Regions from separate parts of the Mus musculus genome. Here region 1 is linked to region 2. A link is a loop called in an ENCODE intact Hi-C map of the cell type or tissue named here. Cell type or tissue: left cerebral cortex. All regions are shown on one strand. Each heading gives the region's core, and the rest is flanking DNA. Links, peaks and the distances in the headings are about the cores only.

What was found. Peaks named below come from ENCODE experiments on the same cell type or tissue, not always from the same donor. Only the 100,000 strongest peaks of a DNase experiment are listed, where the experiment ranks them.
Region 1: it touches region 2 in a loop (4-fold over the local background); 8 of 42 quality-filtered maps call a loop at or near these places.

The regions. Positions count from the first base shown.
Region 1 is chr10:44,373,602-44,383,190 of GRCm38, reverse strand. No RefSeq gene overlaps it. Among named protein-coding and RNA genes, the nearest start is that of Mir1929, 19 kb to the right of the region's middle. In left cerebral cortex, for the core only: no CTCF peak of the experiment used is centred there; DNase peaks (open chromatin) are centred at 1,729, 2,462 and 5,143; H3K27ac peaks cover 538 bases.
Region 2 is chr10:44,430,649-44,440,237 of GRCm38, reverse strand. Prdm1 (PR domain containing 1, with ZNF domain) reads left to right here. Exons shown (of 7, transcript NM_007548.4): 7 at 1-3,064. The coding sequence ends at 571. Among named protein-coding and RNA genes, the nearest start is that of Gm35028, 7.5 kb to the right of the region's middle. In left cerebral cortex, for the core only: no CTCF peak of the experiment used is centred there; a DNase peak (open chromatin) is centred at 5,343.

The DNA of each region.
Region 1 (9,589 bases), core at 485-8,484, 56 kb after region 2:
ACCAAGCATTTCAGTCATACAATCGAATTTAAAAAACCTGACACTGCGTGTGTATGACGTTTACACTCATACCGCATATGAGCATAGTAAGTATTAGTCAGTTACTGCTAGTCCTGCCTCTACTATTACATCTCAATTTCTCCTTTTTTTTTCAGATTAATATGTATGTATGTGTATATATATGGAGGTTAAAGGATTTTTCCCCCTTACATTTCCATGTGTATCGATAGGTCTAGGGCAAAGCCCTTAGGAAGTTCAGCTTTGAAACTTTCAAAACCAGTTAAAAGGACCCTAAGGTGAGTACTCAGCCTGGGCAGCATTACACATTTAGTTCTGATATAAGGCAGCCTGGAGTGGTAGACTGCTGCCCTTTAGTGAATACGGATGAAAGCTACGGTTTTATAGAACTAGTTCCCCTCCGCTTCCTCCTCCCTTCCTTCCTTTTCCTTTTCCTTTTTCTTTTCTTTTTCTTTTTTTTTTCTTTCTTTTTTTTTTTTTTTTTTTTTTTTTTTTTTGAGTCAGGGTTTCTCTGTGCAGCTCTGGCTATTCTGAAATTTACAGAGATTCCCCTGCCTCTACCTCCCGAGTGCTGGGATTAAGGGCATGTGCCACCGTTACCCGGATTTATTTTCTTCTTTCTCTCTTTCTCTCTTTCTCTTTCTCTCTTTCTTTCTCTTTCTCTCTCTCTCTCTCTCTTTCCTTCTTTCTTTCTTTCTTTCTTTCTTTCTTTCAATTTTATGTGCATTGGTGTTTTGCCTACATTATGTATTTGGAAGGGTGTTTGATCTCCTGGACCTGGAGTTATAAACAGTTGTGAGCTGCCATGTGGGCACTGAGAATTGAACCTGGGTCTTCTGGAGTTGCTCCCAGTGTTCTTAACTGCTGAGCCACCTCTTCAGCCCCTAGAAATAGTTCTTTTCAAATTGTGTTTTGAAACTGCATTCCTATGTAGGAAGATCTCTGCTGTATTTTCCCTTTTCTTCAGACCATCTTTGCATAGTCCATAAACATCAATACTTTCTCAGTACCCGAACTGGGCCTCTGAGGCCACTTCGAGGTCTTTACGGACCAGCAGCCTCATGCTTTGTGGCTGCTCTCTTGCAGGTGTCGTGGGAGGGTGCGCCCATGGGAGGTGGCTTCGTTTCGCTTACCACTGTCACAGAATACCAGAACCGGTCGGTACCGGATAGTGAACCGACTATGTCTCTGCTCAGGGTTCTAGGCAAGTTCGAGACTGAGGGGTGGCAGCTGCCGAGGGCCTTTGTGTCCAGCATCCTACAGCAGAACAGAGAGGAACGTGGCTGGAGGCCCCTTTTTTGAGCATCCGTTCTGTTCTAAACAGCTTAATCACCTTTAACTGGGCCCCAGCGCCGGACCGGCCCTGCTGTGTTGGGAGTGAAGCTTCTCCACTCAGTGGAACCATGACTGTGAATTTTAACCACTTGCACCTGAAAAAAAAAAAAAAAAAAAAAAAAAAGGAAGAGGATGCTGGATTAGGTGCAGTTCCTTTCTGGGACTTGGAACGTTGCCAGGAGCCTTGGCTCACTTTCCTGTCAGCCAGCCTCTCTGGCTCTGCAGACAGGCCAGGGCAGGAGATGCCTGTAGAGACCTGTAGGCAGACAGCTCAATGCAAAGATCACTTTCACTGTGTTGGCTGGGTGCTGGCTGCAAGCAGAGCCCCGGGCTGCTGCCAAGGGTTAAGGTAGCAAACCAGCAGTAAACGGAGTGCTTGGCAGAAGCCCAGCCTCTGAGACAGAGACAGGCTTAATTTCCATCCTTGGTCACAGTTGCAAAGGGACATTGCCACTCAGATCAACAAATCTGGTTTGCATGTGAGACATACAAACCATTCTTTGCATTGTGAAACAGAGTCTAAGAAGGTCCTATTCCCGGAAACCTCGAGGTGCCTCCCCTCCCAACTCTTAACATCCAGGTTACTCTAGCTGCTCTGAGTGAACCCTGACCTTTGAAAGGGGGGTATAATGCCTCCGAGAAACCCCAGGCCTGACTTCAAGCAGATCTTTATATAAGAACTGATTGCACAAGCCTGCATGTGTGGGGCTGAGGGAAGAAAAAGGGAAGAGTGCTTTCTGTGTATGACTGAGACCCTGCTATTCGTTTGACTTGGATGTTTCAGCTGAGCTCTGTCGATTATGAAGATAGTCATATATGTCAGTACTAGAAACCTCCGCTCGCAGTTGTACGAGCAGCTGCCCCATCCTCCCGCTCTAGCCTTGCCCTCCTCTGCAGTGAGCAGGAAGCAGAGACTCAGAGAGAGTTGGGCCTTGGCAGCTGGGAAGTGGTGGGGCATCAATTCTGCCCTCATAGCGAAGGGCAAGAGTGCTGGTCACATGGAATCCGGAGATGGCTGTGTAATGTGGGAGACGCTGAGTTCCATGTTCCCACACTGTAAGTCATGATGACACTGTTAAAAATGACGGGTGGGCGGCGGAAAGTGAAAGAAAAAGAACAAGAGGGAACAGAAACCGACCAGACGCACAGAGGATCAGGCGAGTGTAAGGAGGAAGGCACGAAGACAGGCTGGGGGAGGGGTAGCCTGGAAGTCAGTCAGGGAAAGGGGAAGGCAGGCAAAGGAGACTGGGTAGGAGGAAGAAACCAGACAAAGAGGATTGCGATGAGGTAGACACAGAGACAAGACCTTCTCCTTGAAAAAAAAAAATGTCCTTTTCCAGCCGAGGGTGGAGGCCAACCACGCCCCAACCCCTGCCTGACACGTCACTTTCAGACCCCGGCTGCAGGGCCAGCCGGAGAAGTCCCTCACCTTAAATCTGTCTCTGCTTGTTGAAGAAGGCCCGAATTGAGATGGAAGGAGTTTGTGAGACTTTCTGGAAATAACAGAGGAGAAAAGTAGAGAGCCATGTGCTTGGCAGAACCCTCTCGAGAGTCCTCAGACAGGCTGCGCCCGTTCTGCCCTTCACCTCAGGAGTGGTACCAAGCTCTCTGGCTTTGGTCTCCAGAAATCTGCAATCTGGGAGGGATCAAAGGTCCATATGGAGAGCGCTGAACAGCCACGCTGTTGCGCAGACAGTGAACACAGGCAGAAAATACCAATGGAAGATGAATGAGAGAAAAAGATGAATGAGATGAACGAGACCTTTAAAAAGATGAATGACCTTTTAAATGGACAATGGCTTTCTTGACAATGTCACAGAATTTTCTTAACTGTGGGGGAATTAGGGTAAACAATTTGGTCAACTATGGAAACATGGACAACTGGACCAAGAAGGTCCAGTGTGTGGGCTTGAGAACAGCATAGCAGAGCCAAAGCAGAGAATCCCATCACTAAAGCCAATCTCCAGGTGAGCTGGCTCAACAGAAGTATGGCATTGACCTTTAAAAAGTTTTTAAAATTAGCACTCCCCAGAAGTTATACTTATCATTAAAAAGCAACAAACATTGCCTAGACAACTCTGGCACAGGCCAGCTTGCAAGAGGGCCAGGCTTAGCCTCATCTGTCAGGTCGGACAGACACAGACTTCAGAGGACAGCTTGAGATCAAAGGTTGCAGGAAAAACTGAAGATGATGGAGGGTAGGCAGACACTGAAGGAGACTGAGGTGGTGGTGGTGGTGGTGTGTGTGTGTGTGTGTGTGTGTGTGTGTGTGTGTTTGTGAGAGTGTTTGTGTGTCTCTGTGTGAGTATGTCTGTTTGAGTGTATCTCTATGTGTGTGTGTGTGTCAGTGTGTATGTGTGTCAGTATCTGTGTATCAGTGTGCATGTATGTGAATGTGTGTTAGTGTGTCTGTGTGTGTCACTGTGTATATCTGTGTGAGTGTGTGAGAGTGTATCTGTGTGTATGTGTGTGTTTGTGTGTATCTGTGTCTGTGTGTGTCAGTGTATTTTGGGAGTGAGGTGAGGATATTCAACATGTAGTTGACAAGAACATGAAGCAAGGACAATGACAACCAAACGTTATGGATTTGTTTGGTTTTTCAAGACAGGGTCTCATGTATGCCAAGTTGGCCTTAAACTTGGCCTCGGCTACAGAGCCTCCCAAAACGGGATCACAGGTAGAAGAAGCCATAGCACCTTGTTTTATGTGGTGCTGGGAATGGAACCCAGAGCTTTATGAATGCCAAGCAAGCACATACCAACTGAGTTACATCCTCTGCCTAGAACAACCAGCATTTATGGGGTACAAACTGCCAGGTGCTTTCTCAAGCATTTTGTATGTTACTTGTTCACATAAACTCTTCTATTGTCCTATGAGGCATTTCCTGTTAACTGTATTTTATACACAAGGGAACCTGACTATTCCATGGGAGTTAGCTCAGTGTTCTATGTTCTGTAATTCTTAAATCTGAAGACATATAAGAATCAATGTTTATGTTTATGGGTTGGTTTATGTTGTTGTTTGTTTTTGGTTTTCTTTGGGGATTTTAATTTTTAATTAAAATTATATAATTAATTAATTTAGAGGATCCATGTCCCGGAGGCTGGTCTCAAACTCAGTCTGTAGCTAAGGATGGCCTTTCAACACCAGGATTACAGGCTTGAACCACCATGCCTGGTTTAGTCAATGCTGGGGACAAACCCCAGGCCTGTCACGTGCTGGGTGAGCACTTTGCTAATTTACCTACCGCCTTAGCCCACTGCTGTTCCTTTATTTGTAAACACTCACTTTTATATCTGATTCTAGACACACTGTCAAAGATTAGGTTTCTGTGAGGAGAGTATGACTTCACTATGAGGAGTTTAGCATTATAATTAACACGATGATTTCCCCCAAGAGAACTAAAAACTCTAGTTCAGCGTTATGAGACCTTCATATTAAAAGAGGCCCATCAAACGAAGAACCTCCTGGGTTCATAATGGGCAACAAGGGTCTCTCTCTGATACTCCGTTCCAAACTGTAAAATGCCTGGGAAGATGCAAAGCTCCTTTTCAAGAAGAAGGAGGAGGAGGAGGAGGAGTAAGGAGAAGAGGAGGAGGAGGGGGAGGAGAGGGAGAGGAGGAAGAGGAGAAAAATAAAGGTGCCCCTAGCCCTGGAAAGAGCAGCCAGGTTCTTGTCCTCAAGGTAGCCTCTCTCACAAGAACCGAAGCTGAGGCTCGGGCTCTGGCAGAGCCCGGCTGGGAGTCTGGGAGGCAGCAGATGGAGAGAGATAGCAATACATCTGTTTTCACAGGAGCCTGTTGTTCTCTGTACTAACTGCTATAAAAACAACACGAAACCAGCCACACTTCAGTTTTGGTTCTAGTGACTAAATCAAGGAATGGCTCGATGGTTGCTGTGTCATTAGAAATGAAACCAGTTCTTAAACAAGAGAACAGGGTCAACACTTTAATAACCCAGCCAGTTCATAGAAAAATCAAAGCTGAAACTCTGACACCCCAGCCCTGAACACCTGCTGCCTAAGGTTGGTTCTGAACCAATGAGCCCTCTTCCTTGCAATGAAGGCACCACATGGGCCCCAACTTGCCTGACACGGAGAGAGCCGGCTTCCTTATGTGCACAGTGCCATTGGGTGGAAATGAGCCTCATACCCAACAAAAATACTTCATATCTGACTTTTATTTTTTCAAATATATAATCCTATTCGCCCCTCTAAGTACTTTTTTTTTTTTTTTTTTTGGTTTGTAGACAGTCTCACAATAAATACAGCTCTGGCTGGTCTAGAACTCCCTATGTAGACCAGGCTGGCCTTGAAACTCAAGAGATCTGCCTGCCTCTGCCACCTAAGTGCTGGATCAAACATATATTTTGATGTATGAATTTGATCTTTACTAAGGTTGCCATTTACATTTTTGGTTTTGGTTTGTTTTGCTTTGCAGATAAGTACTCGCTGTGTACCCTAGGCTAGTTTGGAGTTCATGGCAGTCTTCCTGCCTCAGTCTTCCAAGTGTTAAAACTACAGGCATGAGTCTCCGAGTCTAGCCATCGTTTACATTTTTTTCAGATGAAGAAAGTGGAACTTGCAGAGGTGACTTAGCCAGAAACAGGTAGAGCTGGGGCTCTGAACAGAAAGATTCTGATCTACTGTCAGGGATGGTGGCCATACCATGATCCCAGCAGCACCTGGGAGAGCCAGGAAGATCCTAAGGTAAAGGGTAGTCTAGTCTACATGTACCTGTTCCCCTTCCCCACAAAAAGAAACAAAGTCACGCTCACCTCTGTCTATACTGCCCCTGATCTAACTTGGCTTGCATACAGTAATGAAGGTGGTAGAGATGTGGGAACTCATAGGTTGCCTCCTCTGTACCCTCTTCTCCCTAATGTCACCAAAGAACCTTCTCCTCCCTTCCTCCCTTGGGAAACTGTTGATGATGCTCATCATAGAATGCTTCAGGATAGGTGATTGGCTCAGTTCTGACCAATGAGGTTTGAGAAAACATGTGCTGGCCTTTCTGCAAACAAGCATCTCTGGGTCTCAGTTGTATTGTTAGAGGAGATGATCTCTCGATCCTTGTTGGTCTAGCAGAGAATTCAAGGTCCACATTCCCTAAACTATTATTTGTGCCCAAAAAAAATGCCCCTGAGAACTAAGCTAGCATACAGGAGAGGCAGTGCTCAGGAATGAGACAGACATGGTGCCTAAGAACTAGGGCAATGTCAAGTTTTCAGAATACGAGTAAAAGCAACCCCTTAGTTTGCTTAGATAATTTGGAGTTTCTGTCGTACAAAAACTGATTACCAGTAAAAACACTGCCAGAGGCCAGTAACATCTGGCTGTTGCCTGGGTTTCCCAGTCAGGCCGAAACTAGTCCTTCAACACGTATCATTATTTTGGGGGCACACATATCCCTCTCCTGTTTCAGACCCCAGAGACTCCATCTTTCTATTCCTGAGATCTGGCTTTTTCAGTTCTCTGCCTCATCTCAGCCCAGCGCAGACAAAAGCAATGTTTTTCCAAAAGTCCCACCACGGTGACAGGTAAAGGCACTGTTCTCTGCAAGGAACACTCATAGCAGGGGATGGACAGACCCACACATGCTGGTCGCCAACAGTCACAAGATCAGCATCAAGGAAGGATGGTGCCAACTCAGTTCTTCACATACTATAAAGTCTGTAGAACAATTATTTCCTTACCAGATTCCAGACAGGGCCTCGAGTCCCAAGAGTTTAGGTCTCTTATTTGCCAGTAGAGGACTCTTCCAGTAATTTAGACATTTGATATCATAACTTATAAGTCATATAGGTTTAAAAATCTGTGAAGAGAGCTGCTTTTTTTTTTTTAAGATTTTACTCAATCTAAGTTTCTCTTGAAAATTCTGTTGTTTACATTTCTGGCCAATATAACTGACAAAGCACAGTTAAAAAAAAAACAAAAAACAAAAACCTTTCTCCTGTAGCTCAAAGGAGAGAAAGCATAAATGAATCTGACTGGTTATGTGTAAAGGAATCACTTCAATCCCTCCACACCTGGTCTATCAGCAAGACTTGCTGTTTCCAAGTATGACTTGGTTTCTTTCCTTTTCACTAGAGCTGTGTAATCTATTCACATGAAAATTATTGGGGTTAGAGGTTTAGCTCAGTAGTCAGAGTCTGCTTAACACACAAGGCTGGTCATGCGCCAGACATGTTCAAGTGGCTCAGAGATCAAGAATATGACCTGGTGACTCCTCACATGCCCATGATAAAAAGCCACTTACTCTGCCTTTTGCTCTGTTTTTCCTTTCTCACACAGTAACTGAAAAGACCTTTCTAAGACATCCATATTTCTCTGTCTAAGCCATCTAATCGGGGCAGGTGAAATGGCTCAGTGGGTGAAGGCACTTGAAGAAGTGCAGTGACCAGAATTTCATCCCTGGGATTTTCATGGTGAACCAACTGGCAATACCCATCATACACACAAACACACACACACACACACACACACACACACACACACACACACACACACACACACAGACAGACACACATTAAATGTAAGTTTAAGAAATAAACTGTCCCTGTCCCTTGCCAGCTACAATGCTCAGAGGGCAGGCCCTGTACCTTGCCTGGGCAGCACAGCAGAGCTGGCCCTTGGTGGCATGGACACAGATGAGTGGCTAGAGAGCAGGAGAGCTGGCCCTGTCCCTCTCTGGCTACAGCATTGGGTGAGCTAGCCAGGGCAGTGCTGGGAAGCTCACCTGGCAGTGGAAGCAGGAGAGTTGGTGTTGACCAAGTCAGCTATCACCCAGACCCAGACCCAGGTCTATGAATTGGCCACCTCAACATCTACCCCATCTATGAACTGCTGGAACACATGAAGGGGCCAGTCCTGCAGATCCAAAAGCTACAGGATCTCCATGACACAGGGCAACAACAGGATATCTGAAAGGAGACTTTTGTTTTATCTTATTTCGAGGGGGAGGATGCAAGGGCTGAGGGAAGATAACGAAGAGACAGGAAGATGAATGAGACTGGAGTGCATGATGTGAAATTCACAAGCCATCAAAAAAAGTTAAAAAAAAAGATATGTACTAAAATTGGCTAGGTATGGTGGTGCATGCCTCTAATCCTAGCACTCAGGAGGCAAAGAGTAGTGGATCTCTGTGAATTCAAGGCTAGTCAAGTCTACATGGTGAGTTTCAGGACAGCCAAACAGAAACACCCTGTCTTAAAACAACGATTAACAACAAATAAGCAAAACAAAACATAAAACAACAATAATAAAGATGGTCCAGTGGCTTTTCTTTATTTCTCAACTTAAATAACGGTGTGGCCTCTTGGGCCCTGTAGCTGCTGTCTCCCCCATCTTTGGCTTCTCCTTATCCATGTTCCTCAGAAGCACACTGGCTTTTTTTCAGAGTCTCAAACAAGCCTCTTCTTCTTTCAGAGCAGTCTGTCTAGTCTTACTGCTAACTCAATAGCAGCTTTCCATCTTGATTATTGTTTCTTAACCGTAATCTCTTTAGAACAAAATGAAACAACCATGAAATGTATCACCTGTGGTGGTTTGAATATGTTTGACCTAGGGTATGGCACTATTTGGAGGTGTGGCCTTGTTGGAGTAGGTGTGGCCTTGTTGGAATACGTGTGTCACCGTGGGTGTAGGCTTTAAGACCCTCAACCTAGCTGTCTGGAAGTCATTAATCTCCTAGTGGCCTTCAGATGAAGATGTAGAACTCTCAGCTCCTCCTGCGCCATGCCTGCCTGGATGCTGCCATGCTCCCTTGATGATAATGGACTGAACCTCTGAACCCGTAAGTCAGCCCCGATTAAATGTCATTCTTAGAAGAGTTGCCTTGGTCATGATATCTGTTCACAGCAGTAACTAAGACCCTGACTAAGACATCATCAGCTTTAACTAACACATCTACACATAGAGAGAATAAGACTTTTGTAAGGTAATACTTTGAATATTTTTATTCATTTTGAAAATGTACTTAAAGGGTAAAGAATGGTACAAATACAAACAGAATACCATTTATCTGCAAAGCAAAAATTTGCCAGAAAACGGATGGACTTAGGATGTGGTACTAAGTGATGTTACCCAGATGCAAAGCTTCTTCTTCATATGAAGTCTAGACTATAGTATAGACATGCTCTATGTAAAGAGATGGGTATGGAAGAAGGTTTAGAAAGGAGACTGAGAAGAGGGAAATGCTAGTGACAAGGAAGGTTGGAATGCAGGCAAAGGGACACG
Region 2 (9,589 bases), core at 1,154-9,153:
CCACAAGAGATTTAGCAGCACAAGCAATCTCAAGACCCACCTTCGATTGCATTCTGGAGAAAAACCTTACCAATGTAAGGTGTGCCCTGCCAAGTTTACGCAATTTGTGCACCTGAAGCTGCACAAGCGACTGCATACCCGGGAGCGGCCTCACAAGTGTGCCCAGTGTCACAAGAGCTACATCCATCTCTGCAGCCTCAAGGTCCACCTGAAGGGCAACTGCCCTGCGGGCCCAGCTGCTGGGCTGCCTTTGGAGGATCTGACCCGAATCAATGAAGAAATTGAGAGGTTCGACATCAGCGACAATGCAGACCGTCTTGAGGACATGGAGGACAGTGTCGATGTGACCTCCATGGTGGAGAAGGAGATTCTAGCTGTGGTCAGAAAAGAGAAAGAAGAAACCAGTCTGAAAGTGTCTTTGCAAAGAAACATGGGGAACGGCCTCCTCTCCTCAGGGTGCAGCCTCTATGAGTCATCGGACCTGTCCCTCATGAAGTTGCCTCACAGCAACCCACTACCTCTGGTGCCTGTAAAGGTCAAACAAGAAACAGTTGAACCGATGGATCCTTAAGATTTTCAGAAAATAAGTGTTTCGTGTTGCTTCTTAGGGTATGGCTTGGTGAATCAGGGTGCCTTTAGCAAATTGCTTGTACATGACTCCAGATCTGCAAAGCTCCGCTGGCACCGGGTGCTTCCCTGCACCTCTCTGGAATTAAAGAAGGACTCCAATGTTACCAAAATCTCAGGGCATAAATGAGGCAAAGACTCACTATATATACATATATACATATATACATATTATAAATATATATATACTTATTTACAGCCATGTCTATATATTTGAACCTGTGTATTTTGAATATTTGTGTGGATATGTTTGCATAGCGCCTTCCTATTACTAAAACTATTGCCTAGCCATAATTATTTTTTCAATGATAATTCTTCATAATTTATTATACAGTTTATCTTTCAAAAAGCAATAATTAAAGAAGTTTACAATGACTGGAAAGATTCTTTGTAATTTGAGTATAAATGTTGTATCTTTGTCCTGTGGCCATTCTTTGTAGATAATTTCTGCACATCTGTTTAAATGCCTGAGACTTAGAAGATAGCTCTGTGATTTCAGGCAACCTTTCTCTATGATAATGCTTTAAAATGAGGTTTTGATATTGCCAAAGTCATGTGGTTGGTGTGTTAACTCAGAAGATCACACAATCTGAGTGACATTCTCTAAGTTGGGGATACATGTGCAGAATTGCTCAGCAATAATTTGAGGGGAAGGAAGAAGAAAAATATTTTATGTTTCAGAATGATGGTTTGGTTTTCCTCCTCCTAGTCACAATTTTACCAAACAGTGACAGGAAGGCTTTGCCAACCTGTCTCCCAATGTCACATGACCATTCTGAGTGGCCATATGACTTTGGCATCCCTGGGTGTTATCTGAAAATGTGAAGAAGATAAAAAAGCCGTGTTCAGAAGATCTGTCGTAAAGCACAGATGTTGTGTGTGTGTGTGTGTGGGTTGGGGGGTTTGAGTCTGGCTGTCATTTTGCTGTTGGCTTGTTTTTGTTTTTTTAATATCAAAATTGCACAAAGCTGGTGCCCTACCAAGAAGGATTTGATATAGAAAGGCTCAGGCCACACTTAAAATACAAGCAAGCAAAGAGAACAGAAAAAAATAAAAGTAAAAACGGGTATTCTTATCATCTTAGGTTAAGCGGGTAATGAACATTCCTGTCCCCAACGCATCAACTGTATTGTATCTGTAAAACTCAGCTTTTCTCAGTATTTGTGTTTTTGCATTGTATAATTAACTTAATTAAAGATGAAAGGGCATTGCAAAAGTGTTCAACAATTACCTCATTGAGTGTATCCAGTAGGAGTGCAGGAATTAATGTCGTATCTCATGAGTTGCTACCCAGCTGAGCGTGTGTGCTTCCAAATGGTAGGCTGGGTGGTTCGGTCCTGTATTCTCCTAAGCCCAAAGGTTACCTGTTGGTGTTCAAGGTGTAATAAAGAATGCTGTATATTTATGAACCTATTTATACCAGTATACCATGTGTATATATGATATATTTATAACCACTTAAATTGTGAGCCAAGCCATGTAAAAGAACCTATTTTTCCTAAGAGCAAAAAGAATCTCTCTGAAGTTTTGCTTAAAACTCCATGACCTCGCTATGACTTTGGTGCTTGGGCACCACCCTGCCTACTACCAGAGAGCAGAGCACCTCAGTGCAGAGGTGAGGGTGTGTAGCATCTTGGGATGGATAGAAACACCACACCATCCAGTCGCATTTGATGGCCTTGCTACATGTGTGTCAGTTGGGTCACAGAATAAAAATCATTTTTCTATTTCTGCTCTCCTCTTCCTCTTCCTCTTCTTCTTCCTCTTTCTCTCCCTCCTCTAGAACCCTGACTCATGCTCACTGCTCAGTCTGATGCTTACCTTAGAGTTTTGTATATATAGATCAACTTACAAAGAGGGAAAACTTCAGATCCTCTGGGGGAAACCCAAGAGCCTTACTGACCTGTTGCTGTGACTAGCTAGATGGGTTTCTCTTTACCTTCCAAGGATCAAAACCAGAGATTCCACACATGCTAGCAAGCAAGCAAGCTGTCACTGGGCTGCAGCCCCAACAAGACTGACATTTCTGGATGCATCTGTATTTGAGAAAAATACTCACTTAATTGTAGGTTAACCAAAGCATGACCTGACATTGACACCAAATACAAATACGATTTCTTTGCAGTGAACTTGGGTTGTTTTCCTCCTGTGCTTTTCTTGTGTTGGGAGGATTTTTACAAGGACAATTGCTTTTCTTGCCATCTGTCTTCCTCTTAGGCCTCTTACATGAGAGTGTTGAGCCCACAATGAACAGTGGTTGGTTGGTTGGTTGGTTGGTTTGTTTGTTTGTTTTTTCCTCAGAGTTAAAACTGACCAAAGTTATTGGCTTTTTACTTTGCTAGAACAACAAACTATCTTATGTTTACGTACTGGTTTACATTGTTATTTATGTGCAAATTGTCAAAATGTAAATTAAAATATAAATGTTCATGCTTTACCAATGCTTGTCTAGTGTCTTGAAAGATGTTCCTGTGTTATTGACTACCACAGGGTCACTGAGCCACGTCGCCAAGAATTTTCAGTTTGTCTCTCTCTGCCCCGCCCCCTTTTTCCAGCAATATGACGTGATGCCCAATATCTCCCCTTTCTGTGGGCTGTCCTAGGAAGCGAGTGAGCATCACTGACCTGAACTATCTCATGCTCCCATTCAACTACTAACCAGGCCAGACGCTGCTTAGTTTCCAAGACCAAGTGTGTTCAGGGCGCTGTGCCATCACTCTCAATAGTGTGCAGTTTTCCCTTCCTTATGAGTTATGGATGTGTATCAGTATACCTGAGGTCATAGTGAGGAACTAAGGAAGACTAGTGTCTATTTCAGAAATGTCACATATGTACTCACAGCCTGCAGGTGGGTGAGGGCTTCTGGGAAGCTGGGGTCAGAAACCTTTCTTGCTGTTGACATTAGTATTGTTTCTGTGGTTTGAAGCTAACCCAAAATGTGCCACAAAAAATGCCCTATGTTCCTCCACCACCACTCCAAACTTGGGACTCTCATTGGCAACTCGGGTACTTGATGTGAATTTCCAAAAGGCTGACTAACCCCAAACTAGTGTGAAGATCAGGGTTCCTGGTGGCATGGCTCGGAGCCTGGTGGATCCTATGGTGAGACTGAGACTCCTTTCTTCTTCATGGATGTTTCAGAACCTAACCTGTCCCCAGAGAGAGACAGCACAAGTCAAATTGATTCCCTTTGGAAGATAAAAATAGGAGATGGGTCTTAAAACGTGACTGCTCTCTCGAGAAGGTTCTGGAACCCCCTTTCTGATGCTTTTCGTGGCTCCCATTTCACCATGGCCAACTTGATGAGTCCACGCTGTATGTTGAGAAAACAATACTCCTTATACTTCGGCCCTCCAGACTCTCTTGTGTTTTCTTTTGCTTTCAGGGTTTCATCCTAATTCACTTAAACATCTTGAAATGCTGCCAACATATAACTGTGCAGTTAAGAAAAGCAGAACCCTATTATCCTAATGTGCCAAGTGGTGCTGATTAGATGCCCGAGTTCTACAGAACCATTGTGGTAATATATATATTTAAAACCTCCTTAATATCTAGGGTGTAACAATTGCTAACATAAATCATCATTCTTTGGTAGATGAGGTCTTGTTTTCTTTAGAGTTGCCCATCTCAGGAACAACTATGCATAGAGTTGAGTGGGACAGTAACACCCACCAGGAGCCTAAGCGCCTCTGCCAGAGTTTGGACTGTTAGATTTACATAGTCCTCAGTGGGCAAAGCAAGTCTCAAGAAGTCACTAATTCTTTTTTAAATTTCCTTAATTACATAAAAGCTATACAGAAATATTCCCTATCATATTACAATATAGAGACTATACGTGGTGCATCATAGAAGTTTATGAGCACAATTCTTGATGGCCTTTCATTGGGGGAAATGAAATAATTTTGTTCTCATAAACTGATGTAAATGATGTTATTCTCTCTCTCTCTCTCTCTCTCTCTCTCTCTCTGTGTGTGTGTGTGTGTGTGTGTGTGTGTGTGTGTGTGTACCAAGTGTGGTAGCACATACTTTTAAGCAGAGGCAGGCATATCTCTTTTAGTTCAGGGCCATCCTGCTCTACATAAGGAATTCCAAGCAAATCAGGGTTATATAGTGAGAGCCTGTCTCCCCCTTTCCCCCCAAAAGGAAAAAGAATAAAAAAAAAAAAAGATAATGAGAAAGGGCCAGGTCAGAGGGAGGAAAAACAATAGGATGCACATGGAGAAGGCTTTCTAACAAAACCAGGCCTCCAGGGAGGTTGTCCAGAGAGGAGGGCAGAGGGGCAGCTAAAAGATGCTCAATGAGAGGAAGGTTTCAAGGCGCTCCATGAGCCAGTCCGCAAAGGTGGAGCACTTTTCCCATAATACATTGATTTCATTGCCTTCAGCTAGACCATTCTTGGAATTAGCTACCTCTTAAAATCCACTTCCAGCTGTGTGATGATCCTGAGTTTCTGAGACCATGGAGAAGCCTCCCACCACATCCCTTTTCAAGACCTCAAAGACCCCAAAGTCCAAGTGTTCAAAGTAGTGCTGACAGCTTAAATAAGCGAGAAGTGATTTTAATTTCAATACAGCCCTAATCGGTGTGATTCAGACGAAAACTGCAGCAAGATTCCAGAAGGTTATTTTTAACCAGATTTATGCAAATCTTCTCTGCTGTGGCCCAGCTTCTCAGAATACTATAAACTTAACGAACCTTCTCCTAGTTGGCTCCTTCCAGGCTTGCCAAGTGCTGAGTCAGGATTGGCCCTGTACACATTTCCCTCTCTCTGTGTTTAAGATAGAAGGTGTTATTCAGCACAAGTGTGACATAGTCATCTTTGAGTTTTTCCTCTGCCCTATCGAGAAAGAAAGAGGAAGTGGCAGATAAGCACCATCGGGTAATTTTGGTAAGAGATTCTTCAGTGTGCTTACAAAATGTGTTTTCGTGAAATGATAGGAAAACGCCCCATCTTTGGGCATCAGGAAAACTCACCTGTGGACAAAGGAAACCAGCTGCTCTCCACTATGGGTGGGGAACAAATAAGATCACAGCAGAAGAGTTTAAACCAGTGACCCCATCCTGGAGGTCGCGCATCAGATACATTACAACTCATAACAACAAAATTAGAGCTATGAAGTAGCAACAAAATAATTGTATGGTTGGGGGTCACTACAACATGAGGAACTTCATTAAAATGTTGCAGCATTAGGAAGGCTGAGAACCATTGATTTAGACTGAGACTAACTATCTCTGAGGTTTATAAGACACTGGGGTTCTCCTCAGGCAGGGACAGAGTTTTCCGACTTGTAGGAATTAAGGAAGAGTCACCCCACTTAAAAACACAAGCTCATCCCAAGATATCCCAGCAAGCCCCTCTATGCCAACAGTCCAAGCATCTGTCAATTTTATGTGCAGCCGAGGACCTAAACCAAGACATGTTCAAGACTTTGGTGGAGAACTTTAGTTTCCTTAACCTCCTGAGACTCTTTAGAAACAAAGTATGTATGACCTAACAAACTAGAAAAGCCTGCCTAACTCTGAGGAAGAGTCCATGATTCTGTGGAAAGGAAGAAAGAAAGAAAGAAAGAAAGAAAGAAAGAAAGAAAGAAAGAAAGAAAGAAAGAAAGAAAGAAAGAAAGAGAGAGGGGGGAAGGAGGGAGGCAGGGAGGGAGGGAGGAGAAGAAAGGAAGGAAGGAAGGAAGGAAGGAAGGAAGGAAGGAAGGAAGGAAGGAAGGAAGGAAGGAAGGAAGGAAGAGAAGGAAACAAACAAAGAAATGAAGAAACAAAGAAAGGAAGAAAGGAAGAAAGGAAGAAACAAAGAGTGTCCCACCTTGCAGTTCCCAGGAATCATGAACAGCAATGAAACAAAGAGTTCCCCTGGCCCTGTTAGAGAACCCCCAACCAGTGCAGGAGGTACTCAGGAAGAAGGGTGGCCTCTGCCCTCCCCTCTCCCATCAGTATCAGCACAGTGACCCTGAGTTCAAGTTCCCACCCATACAGGTTAAGGAAGTATGGAACATCAGCAACTTCTATGTAAACCTTTGTCATCCAGTAACACATAACCTACTATCAATAACCTAACCTGAAGATTAATAGCAAGGTCACCTAACTTTCTTCCACATGTCTCGGGCCCATAGTCTAGGAATACATTCAAGGAAGAAACTGAATGTAAGTCCCTACTCACAGGGGACACACTGTGTACTCATAATAAAGAGCACTAGTCTTAGGTCTGCCCATCACTCCCCCCATTCACCCTGATTTTCCGACCCTTAGAATGAGGAGCCACTCCTGGATTGTTTCTGGCAATCTTGGAAGTAACATACCTTTGCTATGCTAAGACTCCATGATTTCCTGTTGTCCTTGGAAACCAGGTTGCTGCATAAGTGCCTAGAGATCAGAGAGTAGAGGGAACCCAGAATGGGGGGGCAAATTAGTGTGGAACCAGCCATTGTGTCTTCTTTGGCCAAGGACAGTGAGCTTGCAGGTCCTGCTGACTTGTGAGAACTATGTGCTTTAATACACTCACCTGAAAGAAACCTACATTTCTTAAAAAATAGGAATAGTGAGTATGCTTAAGTTAAATTCTTGCTGGACTCCAAAACCAGAATCCTGTAATTGCTCTTGTTTTTCCTTTTTCTTCTTTGTCCTTTCCCTCCTTCTTTTGTGCTTTGCTGTTGCTGTTGCTTTTTTGTTTGTTTTTGTTTAAGCAAAATCATATTTACAAGACAAGTAAAAAAAGATTTTAAGTTTATTGTCACAAAAAGGAGCAAGGTACAGAAACACTGGCAACTGAGGAAGCCCTGAGAACACAGTAAGGAGACCCCTAAGGGGACAGTGAAAGGGACCTTTTCAGTTAGTGAGGCCACTGAGGCCTCTATACCACTTTAACGGTTTAAAGTTTTAAAAGGGGGAATAAGGACAAATTGAGCTTAGAGAGGGAGAGGAGGAGGAGCAGGAGAAGAGGAGAAGGAAGAAGAGGAGGAGGAGGGGGGGAGAAGTGGGGGAGGGGGAGGAGGAGGAGGAGGAGGGAAAGGTTAAAGCCAAGACAGAAACTGTGAGTAGATAGATGTGAAAGGGGCTGAAAACGAGTGAAAAGTGAAAAATTGCCTTATGAATAAACCGTTGAAAGACGGTGACTGAAAAAGCAAGCGTGCTTCCAGTAATTTCTGAATCACGAGCTGTAGCAGAGAGGCTGGCCTGAGCAGCCCGACCCCCTAACCTCCACTGCTGCACTGGGCTCGGCGGGCCTGTGGGCGGACAGTTTTCTACTTGACTGTTCAGTTTCGTTGTGATTGCCTCCAGCACAGATGATGTGGGCCATTTTACCACCCTGATCACCAAAAAACATGCCTGGTCATCTCTCCAACCTGCTGGCACGACAGGTAGGTGATAGTCCAGCGGCACCCGATGGGACGAGCCAAGGGACGAGGGCAGAGCCATAAAGAAGACACAAAGGAGTTCAGGAGACCCAAAGCCATGGCCTGTCCCTGTCTTGCCGGAAGTGACATGGCTTCGTGTCCAGTGTTCCTTTTCATTCCTGGTGGTATGTTCCCTGGTGAAGCCAGGTTGGCCTGGCCTCAAGTCCTGTCTGTGTTGACAGCCACCACATGACCTTTCCCTGAACACCTTTGGGCTCAGGTGTAGCAAGGAAGATGCCAATCATAGCAGGCTTCCCTCCTCCACCCCTTTGCATAGTTGGGGAAGTAAGTACGGGAGCACCAGGAAGTAGACCGGTTCTACCAGTGTGAGTCTGCCCTCCTGTGAGCCTGCATGACTAGGGATGTTAAAGGAGGCACTCAAGTACACACCAGCCAGGCCTGGTGTGGTGGAAAATGGCCAGACGACACAGCCAGTTCCCCACTGTGGGGCTGTCCCCACACTTACATTTCTAAATGTAGTCCACACTCAGTAATGCATACATCGAAGAGGTGGGAAGCAGGTGGCCACCTATCCCAAGCTTAGTTGTAGGGATGTGTTTTCTGTCCAGTGACTGGTGGGCATCCTCCCTCCATGAGCACACCCTTAGGACAGGCTGAAGGAAGCAGGTGCCTCTCTAGTGACCTAGGGACGAGGGAAACTAGGCCAAGGGGACATTTGACCTAGATGACCCAAGGAACTACTAACCAATGCGTGCAGCAGGGTGGATAACCAAAACATGAGTCGGCTCCTAATGCACTTGTCTCATTAATAACCACCCTGTGAATGTAGTCCTGTCCACAGGCCAAAGAGGCAGAGGCTTTCCTAAAACCTCCCCAGGGACCTTGGCATTTTTTGGATTGTAGAGGTCCTTTGCTTTGGCTAGTGGGGGGCTTTAAGACAGTGTCCTTTCCTCCCAGGGGTTTCCCATGAAGGAGGTGACGACGGTGTTGGACTTGGAGTATCTCCAGCCCAGAGATTCGGAGACGGTCAAGGGAGATGCCCAAGATGTTTAACAACTTCATGCCGGAACTGGAAACTGATTCTGCTCCCGATGTTAGCAGATTAGACACTGCTCTTATTGCCAGCTGGGCAGAACCCCAAGGAGCTGCTGCTATTGTTCATACTTTTGGGCACGTTTGCCAAACGTGAGCACCTTACAGCACAAAACTTAGCTCTGTTGTTGTTGTTGTTGTTGTTGTGAGAACTGAGCCAGGGTCCTTGTGCTCAGTAGGTGAGTGCTCTGCCACTGAGCTGTATCCCAAGCCAAATGGCCTGAACTCTTAACCAGTCATTAAATCATGTTAGGAAGAAACAGACAGAGAGTCCTGGAGAAGCACGGCCTGCCACAGTCTGCTGTGGTTCTGAACCACCTTTCACTCACTCTATGGATGGCGGGTCCTCTGTGAGGTACCACAGGGAGATTGTATTTTTGCTGCTTTTGCACACAGGCAGGCGTCACATCAACTGCTTCAGAGAAGAAAGTGGAGTATCAAGTTAACCCGTCCCTCAGAGGATAATGCCTCAGATACTGAGTAGTAGACATGGTGTGCATATTTGCTGT